3 separate regions of the Homo sapiens genome follow, and regions 2 and 3 are each linked to region 1. The links are chromatin loops, found by intact Hi-C in ENCODE. Cell type or tissue: Caco-2. All regions are shown on one strand. Region 1 holds the start of LOC105376274 (a long non-coding RNA gene). Region 2 overlaps LOC105376273 (a long non-coding RNA gene). Region 3 overlaps PBX3 (PBX homeobox 3).

Region 1 (4,000 bases):
TGGTCTTGAACTCCTGGCCTGAAGTGATCCACCCCTCTAGGCCACCCAAAGTGCTGGGATTACAGGCATGAGCCACTGCGCCCCGCCAGTTTCTGTATTTTGATAGTAGCCATCATAATGGGTGTGAAGCAGCATCTCATTGTGGTTTTGATTTGCATTTCCCTAACCATGAGTGAATTGTGTGTTTATTGGTGAATTATGACTATTTTAAATCAATCTGGATCATTCTTATTTTCTCCTTGAATGTTGTTTCTCTGATTCTCTGTATTTTCTCTCTTCTCTTCCTATATCAAAAGATAGGTTTTTTCCCAAGTCTACCCCTCACTGAGAACACAAGCCACAGGGATGTCAAGTCTAGCTTTTCATCTAACTCACACTCAAAGCCTTGTCTCCTGTGCCTATGTGGGTATAAATATCCTCTCTCTCCTTTCCCTGGACAGCTGCAGTGACAGGTCATGTGCTTATCTCTTTGGTTTTCAGTTCCTACTTTATTTCTTGGTCCTGGAAATTTTCTCTACTTTTCTGTAGGCTCAAGTATTTGTTATACTGTATTGGGCATTTCTAGGCGTTTGTGGCAGGAAGATTTGGGGGATATCTCATCCACACTATTTTCAGAACTAGAAGCCTTTCCAACTCATTTACAAAACTAAATAAACCTGACAAAAGATAGCACAAAAAAAAGAAGGCTGCAGGCTAATCTCATTTATGAATATAGATGCAAATATCTTAAATAAAATATTAGCAAATTGAATCTAGCAATATACTAAATGGATATTCCACAATGACCAGGTAGGGTGTATTATTGGAAGGCAAGGACAGTTCTATTTTAGGAACTCTATTAATATAATTCATCATATTAATAGGCCAAGAGGGAAAAACCAGGGCTGATAAAAAGGCACTTGTTAACACTCAGCATCCATTTTGCAGGAAAACCTCGCTTGGCAAAATAGAAATAGCAGGATTCTTCTTTAGCCTGATAAGAAAGGCTTACAGAAACATCCCGTCCTCGAAGAAGAAGGCAGCACCTCTTGAGAGCCTCTGCATTGAGGGTCTCCTCCACGCCTGCCTGGCCCGTCTCCTCTGTCCCGAGTTGAGAGCAAATCCATGTGTTCCTACTTCTCTGGCTCAGTTGGAGCCAAACATTCCACTTAGCCCGAGGAGCCACAGATGGATATTTTGCTTTCCAAACACACACTTTGGACCCAGACGGCCTAGTGTGGCTGTGTTATGTTGGACAAGCGGCCACCACTTGCTGAGCTTCTCTGAACCCCAATTTTCTCATTTGTGAAATGAGGCTAAGATTCTGTATTCCCTGGGGCCATGAAAGTGAAGTCCCCGGCACACAGTAAAGGCTCAGAGAATGTTAATCACTTAGCACTTCCCTCCTTCCCCATCTCTGCTTCTGTCTCTTCTCATCTTGCATGGGTTTCCCTTCCTTTTTCATGCCTCCATGACCCCAGGCCTGGCCAGCTCAGTCTCCTTACCGAAGTAAGCCCAGTCGGTGGGGAAATTTGGGGACTCCAGAGCCCTGAGTTAGCATTCAAAGACATTAAGGTAGCTGCATGGGGCCTGACTGGGGGCTGGCCTGGGAGGCTCTCCCCAGGGCTTCCTGCCCCCAAGAGAGCCTGGTCAGTGAGTCCTGGAGGCCAGGAGGTCCATCTGGGCACCTGGTCTCATTGTGGGAGGTTTCTGTGCTTTGGTGGAATAAGGGCGGTTCCTGGTGGGCAGACCCAAGTTTAAGAACAGGCTGTGCGGCCGGGCACGGTGGCTCACGCCTGTAGTCCCAGCACTTTGGGAGGACGAGGCGGGTGGATCAAGAGGTCAGGAAATCGAGATCATCCTGGCCAACATGGTGAGACCCCATCTCTACTAAAAATACAAAAATTAGCTGGGTGTGGCGGCGCCTGCCTGTACTCCCTCTACTCAGGAGGCTAAGGCAGGAGAATTGCTGGAACCAGGGAGTTGGAGGTTGCAGTGAGCCAAGATCGTGCCCTGCACTCCAGCCTGGTGACAGAGCAAGATTCCGTCAAAAAAAAAAAAAACAAAAAAAAAACAATATGCTGTGCTCCTCTAGGTGTGCCAGCCTCTTGCCAACTTCTTACAGGTTTCCTCCCTCTGGGTTAAAGTCTGGGATCACAGTCCCACAGCTTCTCAGACTAAGACCAAAGCCAGACCCTGGACTCCAGCCTCAGCCTCAGGTCCCTGTACCTCACCATCTCTTCCATGGGTCCCCGAAGTTCCGGCATTCTGCTTTCTTCACCATCCCCAAATTTAGCTCCTACCTCCACCACCTCCATGCTTCCACCTGCGCTCTGCCACTTCTCTCCTCGCACTCGGTATCCCGTGACTCATGAGAGTGGGCATTTGGCCCTTTCCCTGCTGGGACACCACCAAGATCCCCTGGCTCAGTCGGTGTACTAAACACTAACCACACCTTTTGTTTCAAAATAGCTTGGGGACTTGCCGCCACTAGAGGGAGAGGGACTGCCCTTCCCCGGGGAGAGATTAGAGAATCCTTAGAGACAGCAAACAACCGGCCCCAGAGTGAGCCCCTTTCAAATGCAGACCAGCCAATCCAGAGCCATCTACCCACCCACCTCCTTTGTGGGGCTCTGACACTCCGGAGGCACTATCCACCTGCCCTAATCACTCCGGGGCCCGCTTCCCGACCCTGGGGACAGCGCCTACCCCCAGAGCCTGCTGATGTTACTCACGCTAGTCAGTGCTGAGCCTGCTCACCCTCTCTTTCCTGTGGAAACCACCACAAGGGCTCTTAAACACATTTTCCCTGCCCTCCCCTCAACTCTGCTTCCAAACTGACAGGTGCTTCCTGGTATGACACGTCCATGGCATTGGCGTGGCTTCTCTCTAGGGATCTATGAGTATAACAAACCATCTTTTCAAGGTAATCACGTTCTGATCTGTTAGCCTCACCATCCCTGAATAGCAATAAAACCGATTACATTTGCAAACAGACAGGATAGGCTCAGTTATGCTGAGGTTACAAACCGGTCTTGGTGGCTTAACACACAAAGCTTACTGTTGGTCTAGGTGACTCTCCAGGACAAAGTCCTCCACACAGTGACTCAGTGATCCAGGCTGGAGGAGGCTCCACATTCCTGTAGTGGCAGCTTTGGGAACACACCTCCCTGGTTGCCTTGGAGAGTATGAAAGTACTGGAGGATTTAGGACCAGCACTTCACTGCTTTGGCCCCAAAATGACACATACCACCAATGCTCACACCTCATTGGGAAGAACAAGTCTCCTCACCTCAACCAACAGCAAGTTGACTGGGAGGCGTGACTCCCCAGAGTGCTCAGAAGGAGAAGAAAATGGGAGAGGGAGATGGGTGCACACTCAATATCTCTGTCTCACTCTCTCTTCTCTGCTACTGGGTCAGGGAAAGGAACTCTTCCCCAGCGTAGGATGTTGCCCTCTTGGGCTCACCAGGAGGTTGCACTGGCTGGGAGGCGGTCTGTCCTCTACTGGCATCGACATAGTGGGGGCTGGCTGCAGCAGGAAATCTGCATTTGCCCAAGGAAACCCTCATTTTGTCATCTCCCCCGGACAAAGCAGACTAGCTCTAGGGTGTCTCCTCTAGAGCTTTGAAAAAATTAAAAAATTAAAAGACAGGGAGAGGGAGACAAACAAACAATTCTGATCCCAACCGGGCAGAGACACAAATAGCGCCTTTTAATTATATAATCTGCTTTTGATGAATTTATTTCTGACAGTTTTATAGGTTGACGAGAGAGTGCATTTTAGATGCAAAAAAAACCCATTATTCATTCCAGGCTCTTTGAGCATAAAAATTGTCAAATGATTTTAATACAGTTTTAAGTTTTATGTTTATTGTCAAGGGGGAAAAAAAGTCCACAGCAATTACCGAGTCACATGCCCCTTCAATCTTTATGTTTCTGACAGCAAGAACAATAAAATATGTTTTTGCCCAAACCTTTTACCGCTCAGATTGACGTGGCTTCAGCGACAGCTGCTTTT
Region 2 (4,000 bases), 95 kb before region 1:
AGAAGCTTGCATTGTGGCTGTTAATTCCTGCTATTGTTGCCTCATGTACGCACCCAAACATGGGGCGCTGGGGCATTTGGGGTTCCTCACTAAAGCGGGAGAGCCCTGCTCAAACCACAGAGTGGTGCTCATAGTCAGCGAACGGGCTCTTTGGAGCGTGGCTCGGGCCCTGGCAGCTCTGGGTTCAAATCCCAGCTCTGCAGTCTCCACCTTGGCCACCCGTCTGGGCCTCTGTTTCCACATCTGTAAAATGCGGCTGGCTGTGTTACTCTATAGGGCTGTTTCAAGGACTCAGTGAGATAATAGGCTCAAAGCATTTATTAACACAGTGCTGGCCCAGCAAGGCAGGACAAGCTGCAGGGCCTCTGTGGAGGGGAATCTACCTCCCCGACACCAGCCTCTAGGGCAGGGGTGTCACACTGTAATTATCTGTTGGGGCACAGACCACCCATGACACTTCCGGTGATTTTATGAATCTGGGAGATGAGTTCCTTAAGGAAGAAACTTGTCCCCCTCCTGTCCTGGGCCCAGGGAGGGACTGGTCGCCAGGACCAGCTGTGTGCTGTAGTGGCCACGAGCAATGCTTTATGGGGCTTGTAAAAGCCGCTGACCCTGCTCCCTGGACTTAACGAGGTGAGCAGGGCCCTGGCAGTTTGCAATAACCTTCAGCTCCAGCTGAGCCTGGCTGAGCCCGGTGACCTGAGAGGGGACAGGGATGGGTCTCATCTCTGCTTGAGACCCTGGCAGTCTCAGCTGAGGGGTCTGGAGGAGGGAGGAAGGAGGCTGACTTCCTACATCCCAGAGTGCAGGGGGCGCTGGACACCAGCCCCAGGACATCTGTGACCAGGGAGCAGAATCAGACAGACCAGGGCCTACAGGGTCTTGGACGAGCTGCTTCCTGCCTGCTCCCAGCCTCGCTTTCCTCCCCTGTCTGTGAGGCAGGGGTCATGATCCACACCTGGTAGGTTGTCCCGAGGTTGGAGAGGGAGAATGTCCTCAAAGAGCCCAGTACGAGTGCCTTAGTGGGGTGGCGATGGGTCAGGACCCCCAGGGCAGAGACAGAACCTGGGCTCAGCTGTGGCAGCCTCTGCTCCATCACTCAGCCTAAGTTTGTTGTGGGTTTGGGTCTCTGCTTCCCAAGAGGGAGCGGTCCCAGGATCCCCCAGCGAGGGTACAAGGCGGGCTTGGAGGCCAGGCCTTCTTTCTCCCTTGAATTGGTCCCCAGAACTGGTGGCCTGGAAAGTCTGCTCTCTGCTGTTGATGCAGCTCGTTTTGTTTTCATGAAGTAGGGCTGTGCATACTGCTTGGGTCGTAAAAGATGGCGAGGGACATTAGGGGGCAGTTGCCCTCTCGGAAGGGCGGGGATGGTGGCCAGTGGCCCACCATGGTCCAGATCCAGGCCCGGGGACACACGTGGCCATTCTTAGACAATGGCCCCACTGCCTAGGTGGAGGCGTCCCCTGGGACGGGGGTGGGGGGGACCACACACTCTGGGGACTGCGTGTCTTGGATTTGAGTCACCAGCAGGGGTCCTCTCTGCCAGGCTGGCTGGTCAGGGCGGGGCGCAGTCATTCCTTCATCCACTCAGCCACGCTCGTCTGTCTGTCCGTCCGTCCAGGGACCTGTTTCCTCCCTCAGCAAACATCCCTTAGGCGCTTCCTTGGGGTCAGCACTCTACAGTTCATGTTTTTTCCAATCCTTAGTACAACCTGATTCCCCTTTTCCACAGAGGAGGAGACTGACGTTCAGAGGAGTCAAGCCCCCGCCCCGGCCTCGCCATGAGTTCCGAAGGGGAACTCCAGTCCTTCCGCCCCCAGCCTTCACCGCTCCTTTGTCCTGGGTGCCCCCTCAAGGCTCGGGCTGGAACTAGGGAAGTGGGGAGGGTGGTGTTGGAGGCAGAATCACCGGGGACTCTGGAAGCCCCAGAGACCTGTGCTGTCTGTCCTTACAACCGGCAACTTGCCTCAGTTTCCCTGCTGAGCATCCAGGACTCCATGGGCGTCAGAGACCTAAGTCAAAAGTTGGTCTGAGAGGTCCCGGCTAGGGACCTGCACCCTCTCCCCTCCCGTACCCCTCAGCTCCCACCACCAGATCCAGTTCTGAACAGCCATGTGATGGCTCTTAACTTTCTCCCGCTCTCCAGCCCTCTCCCCTCCCCTCCCCTGCCTTCTGTGGACCCCTGGAGACCTTCACAGCGTGGCTGGCTGCACCCTCGGGATCCACAGAAGGGGTGTGGAGATGGAGGACGGCGGGGCTCCAAGCTGCTGCATCCTCCCAGTCACGTGTGATCCTGGGGGGACACTTTCCCCTGTCCTCAGTTTTCTCATCTGTAAAACGGGCCTCACAGAGGCACAAGAGTGTCCCCCTTCAGGAAGCATGCGGGCCTGGGTTGGGGGACAAACACATGGCAGACCTCTCCCTCTGACTCCTTCTCCCCGTCCCTGTGGTGTCAGCCATAGGTTCCCCTCAGCTTCCTCTCAGCCTTTTTAATCAAAGTCTCAACAGTCATCAGACCAATGTGCTGCTGTAAAAGATCCCATTTTGGCCAGGTGCGGTGGCTCAAGCTTGTAGTTCCAGCACTTTGGGAAGCCAAGGCAGGAGGATCGCTTGAGTCCAGGAGTTTGAGACCAACCTGGGCAACGTAGTGAGACCCCCCCCATCTCTATAAAAAAATTTAAAAAAAATTAGCCGGGTATGGTGGTGCATGCCTGTGGTCTCAGCTACTTGGGAGGCTGAGGCAGGTGGATTGCCTGAGCCTGGGAGATAGAGGCTGCAGTGAGCTGTGATCACACCACTACACTCAGCCTGGGCGACAGAGTGATACCCTGTCTAAAAACAAACAAACAAAAAAACCACTTTGGGGGAACGTGAATGGGGGCTGGCCTTCTGCTCTTTCTGCTCCTCCCAGCTCTGACTCTGGGGCACGGTCCTTCATCTGCACAGGGTTTGTAGGAGGATCTGGGGAGACACCACAGAAAAGCCCCCAGCTCCCAGCCCAGGGGAGTTCCCCTCCTGTGATCCTGGCCCAGGCTCTGGCCCCCAGACGGCTCCCAGTGGGGGTGGCACCTGCCGTTCTTGAGGCAGGGGTGTCTCCCGCTCCCATTTTACACCGGAGCTTGTTTGCCAGGCACTGTTCAGCAGCCACATTTGGCCTCCAGTGGGGTCTATGTAGGCATCTGGGTGGTCCTGAGCCTCCTTCTGAGGGTGTCCTTTTCCTGGGGGGCAGGATCCAGGGGGATGTCTGTGTGCACTTGAGGGCACGACAATGGGGGCAGCTGTCTCAGGCCCCTCTCCATGTGGCTTGAACTTATCCTGCCATTTCCTGGGCAGGGCCCCCGTACTCCAGGCAGTCACCCCCACCCATCTGATTTCCCTTGGACGGGACGTGGACCACCTGGGACACATCTCGCAGGGCTGAACACCTACCATAGGGCAGCAGAGCACAGGGTTCGAGCCCAGGCTCTGGTGCCAGGGCTTGTGTTTCCTAGCTGTGTGACCTCGCACGAGTTGTTTAACGCCTCGGTGCCTCAGTTTCCTCCTCTATAAAATGGAGATAGTAATAGTAATAGTGGGGCTTAGTATGGATTAGATTTTCTAACCCTTATTAACACAAGCAAAGTACTTGGGACAGTGCCTGGCACCATTAAGGTGCCATACGCGTAAGGTGCCTCTTACGCACCTGGGATTCGCTTCTCACTGATGAGGTCCCTGTTGTCCCCACCTAACGGATGAGGAGACGGAGCTCTCTATGCCTGGTTCTGGAGATCTCTGTTCGCCGACTCAATCCTGGCTTCCTAGCCAGAGATTAAATGGTTCCTTGAGAGAAGGTGTCTCTTACCTGGTGGGAGGCACTCCAGGCAGGGCTGGGGCAGGTTGAGGGTCCCTTCTGGCCATCCCTTGAGGACCAGGTGAGCCCTGGCCTCACTAGAGAACTGGCTGGACCAGAACTCCAATTAAAGGTAATTCCCTTTTTTCCTACCTTGAAATTCCTATTGATTTC
Region 3 (4,000 bases), 390 kb before region 1:
TTAAGGTTTCAATATAAAAATCTGTTACATTTTTCTTTGTACAGTGCTGTGTGATTCTTTTAATTCTACATATGTAAAAATCAATTTTTTCAAGTGAAAATTTAGCAAGAAAGGTGAAAATTGTTATATATTAGTCTAAATGTTATTATATATTTTGCATATGCTTTTAAGTTGCTCTTGCACTATTTCCAATATAATTATCATCTTTTGTTTCAAGTTTTAAAAACAAATGCACTGTTCCATACATGATTCCTTTTTGTGTTTTCATGAAACACATTTTGTTTTAATGAACTTATTTTCAAGATTTTAACAACTTTTTATTGTGGACACCTTTGAAACATAACATGCAGAGAGCAGAGACTCTTGAACCTCCCATGAACTCAGTGCCCATCTTCAGCAATTAGCAATACTTGGCCAGTCGTGTTTTCTCTGTAATTCCCACCATTCCAAAATTATTTTGAAGCAAATTTTAATGGTTCTTTAATGTTTTAAGTTTCATATCAATTTTAAGCATTAGGTCTGCTTATATTGGAAATATTAAGTGATTAAACAGGAAAAATACAAAGTCAGAGTATCTTGGAAATGTTATAAATTATATTGCTTTATCAATATATTTTTCTTAACTTAATATTTTACCTTTTTTTTTTTCTATTTTTATAGATTTGGTATCTTACTGGAGCTTTTGTAGGAGGTTTTCAGAGAAGTTGTAAAAGAAAGGGATTTTTCTACTTCTTTATTCTTCCATTTCCATCCTAACAAAATAGCACATATAATACATTTGTAGAAAACCTGGAGAAAAATCTCATTGCCAAGCTGGTTTAGAACCTCATGATCTAAAGTATCATGTGGATATTATCTTTAAAATATAGAGACATTTTCCAATCCTGTTCTTTATTTTTTTCTTCCCAATAAAAATGTATTGAACTCTCTTGTCAATACTAACTTGATCTGTGCAAGTAATTCTTTTGTTCCTTAGTTTTAATGACCCTCATTTTATTACAGATTTGAATAGTTTTGGTATTTTATTTGGGACTTTACTATGTTATTTTATTAATTTACATAATTTTATTCTGAATTAGAAGTCTTTTAATACACTAGCAAAGGAGGCCCCGACTTGCCCCAAAGAGCACACTGGTTGATCGGCTTTCATAAAATGTACTTGTCTACATTTTTCATACTATGATGCTTTTCCTTTTAATTAATTTTGCCTGTATATTTCCATCTCAATTTATAAATTTTGTAAAAGGTTACTTCTGAGGCAAATTTAAATTAACGTATTAGTTGGATTATTTATATTTTGATACTTTATAGTGGCATGGTATAGGATGAAGTTACATTATATGAAGTGGGACTATAAGAATTGAAACTGCATTTCGTGAACCACACCCTAAGTCAGTCATCACTTTATTTTGTACTCTACCCTGAGGTATCTATTTAGAATAAATGCTTAACACATCAGCACTAACACATCAAGTTATATAAGGTTTTAGATTATCTTTTCCCTATTCGTGTTTGTGAACATCTTTAGATATTTATTAGTTCAATATTGACATTATGAGAATAATGTTTTGTTTTCTCAGCAGTCTTGTGTTTTAGCCATTTATCAGTGTGATCAGCATGATTTAGGTATTAACTGACTAACAAAGCTTACACATTACCACCACCTCCCCCTCAAGCCCGTGTTGACCTTTTCAAGCATTTGCTCTACTTCAGTAGGCCATTTGAGTCTTCAAGTATGAAGAGAGTAAATAATTTATATCACTATGTAGTATAAATTGGTAAAAGTTTTTCAGAACTAGCTATCTGATTTTTTACAAAGTTATTGAAGTTAATCAGACAAATTGCTATCACATCTAGTTGACAGTGCTATATTTAGCAAATAATAAGTAATTCTTGAATGAGCTACTGAAAAAATAAACCACCTTTTTATGCCTTCAAACTCAGAACATATTAAAAAATAAATTTCATTAATCTTCAACACTTGATTCTAATTATCCCTTTTGTAGGCAGAATTGCAACAAGAATTTCTTCTGTATTATTTTTTCATAGATATATTCCATAGTATAATATGTTTGTAGGTTTTAATGGTAACTAGTTTACTTTGGCACTAAATTTGAGTGTATATCTAGCAAAAAAATTGGTGTGATAGAATGTATCAAACTGAATTGGCGTAACTTTTTTTGTATAACTGTCTACGTAATAGTAACAGGTTAGTATGAAAGCAATTAAAAATATTTATGGATAAAAATAATTGTTAAAAGTTTTCTACTTCTTTCAACTTAAGTGCTTTAAAAATGTTAAGCTGTTTAGACAATAACTCTTTTTTAGTGATCATATTAATGAGGACTTGGTATACAATGTAATCCTTTTAATGCTGATGAGTCCTCACAATGTTTAAACCATTATTTGTGAGACTCAACATGTTATGGCAAAATGATTTTTTGTTTGTTTTGTTTTCTTTTATGTGATACATCAGTTTTCAAAGCATATTTCTTAGGCTTCAGAGTCCAGCAGGTGGCTTTTTACATTAAAAAATTCATAAATTTTAAAATCCCATAAAATTTTATTTCAAATTCAAATTAACTAATTGAGAATGTCAACATTTTCACTGTCTCTATATTAACATTTATAATAGAACAAATGGTTGCATATAGAAATTATCTGCAACAGTCTAAATTAAGATTCTAAACAGGCATTACAGATGCTGGTAACTTTGGCAATTATCATTTTGTTTGGTGAACAGTAGTAAAACAGTGTGCGGTAAAAGTGTTTAGAGAGAGAGGATAAATAAATTGAACAGTTTTGCAATGCAAAGTGGTTTGTGGTGTTTTTGAGGATTTCTTGGCTCTCTCTTAACTGCTATTGTGAGCCTGGAGCAGATTTCCCCATTGCTAATGCCCTAGAAGTATTAATTCACTTTGATATGCTAATTAGAGGGCATTATGCAAGAAATGAGATTAAGTGGCAGCATGAAGCCATTTGCCTGTCAGTAAATTGAGAGCTTTAGCATCAGGAGGAGCTTTGTTTTTTTTTTTTTTTTTTTTTTGAGTTTCTCTTGGTTTTGCATATAAATAAAATTGATTGAAAGGTCTAGAGAAGCTTCCAGAACATTGGTGGATTCTTTTTTCCCCCTCCTATGATTATTTAAATGAAATGTTACAGGATTTTTCTGAATATTAATTGACCTAATTGGAGATACTGAATATAAAGTTTTTATTGTAATGTTTCTGTATAAAAATATACTAAAATTTTTGTGTCACCTAGTCTTTTTTTTCCTAAAACATAATTTCATTAACATGGCTAATGAACTGTTTATCACTTATCTCTTCTCAGAAGTGTAAACTTCTGTGTATGGGCTTGTGCACCAATGTCACTAAATTGAACTTCACAAGGATATTTTCTTCACTAGGGAAGGAAGGAAGAAGTTGAATTGGGCTTCAGAAAACTATATTAAATGAGTATTAACATTCTGACTTGAATCCATAAAAGCTGTAACAATTATAATTCATGGTTAAACTGCCCTTTATACAACCTGTGGAATTTATATTTCAGCATATATCTTATAGGTAAGATTACTGATGACATTTTGTGTGGAAGATGGAATTTCATACTGGATTCAGATTTTGTTGACTTTTGTGGCCTAAGCTAGGCCTCTGAATTTTTCTCTATAAAGCTATTTTGTGATATTTCTTATATTCTGGGGAGAAATACATGAATGAATACTAGGATTGCTGTGGGGAAAGGGAGGAAGACAGACCTTCTGTGCCTACAAGAAGGTTAAGGTTTACTCAAACATGGAACTTCTATCTATAAACCATGCATAGAGGATGGAATTGCAAAATCCTGGCCTAACTGTATTTGCTGGGTATGGTTAGAAGGAAGAGGGTTTGGGTAAGGCATTCCTACTGGGGTTTAGTTCAAGTGTCTGAATTCCACCACTGTAGCTGTGACTCTGGACCCAGTAAACCATATCTTCTCTTCAGAGCCATGTGGATTATTT

What was found. A loop is a pair of places that touch in the nucleus more often than their neighbours do. Peaks named below come from ENCODE experiments on the same cell type or tissue, not always from the same donor. Only the 100,000 strongest peaks of a DNase experiment are listed, where the experiment ranks them.
Region 2: it touches region 1 in a loop (3-fold over the local background); 1 of 110 quality-filtered maps calls a loop at or near these places.
Region 3: a loop joins it to region 1, with 3 times the contacts of the local background. A loop is called at or near these places in 1 of 110 quality-filtered maps.

Annotation. Positions count from the first base shown.
Region 1 is chr9:126,143,966-126,147,965 of GRCh38, forward strand. LOC105376274 (a long non-coding RNA gene) reads right to left here and starts at 2,419. Exons shown (of 3, transcript XR_001746581.2): 1 at 2,283-2,419. RefSeq lists an enhancer at 2,175-3,149. In Caco-2, CTCF peaks have their summits at 2,489 (motif pointing right) and 2,690; DNase peaks (open chromatin) are centred at 2,526 and 3,066; H3K4me3 peaks cover 720 bases.
Region 2 is chr9:126,048,556-126,052,555 of GRCh38, forward strand. LOC105376273 (a long non-coding RNA gene) reads right to left here. Exons shown (of 3, transcript XR_930355.1): 1 at 3,980-4,000; 2 at 3,680-3,794; 3 at 3,433-3,540. Among named protein-coding and RNA genes, the nearest start is that of MVB12B, 280 kb to the right of the region's middle. In Caco-2, a CTCF peak has its summit at 1,558; no DNase peak of the experiment used is centred here.
Region 3 is chr9:125,752,649-125,756,648 of GRCh38, forward strand. All of the region lies in intron 2 of PBX3 (PBX homeobox 3), which reads left to right. Among named protein-coding and RNA genes, the nearest start is that of PBX3, 7.3 kb to the left of the region's middle. RefSeq lists an enhancer at 2,007-3,445. In Caco-2, no CTCF peak of the experiment used is centred here; no DNase peak of the experiment used is centred here.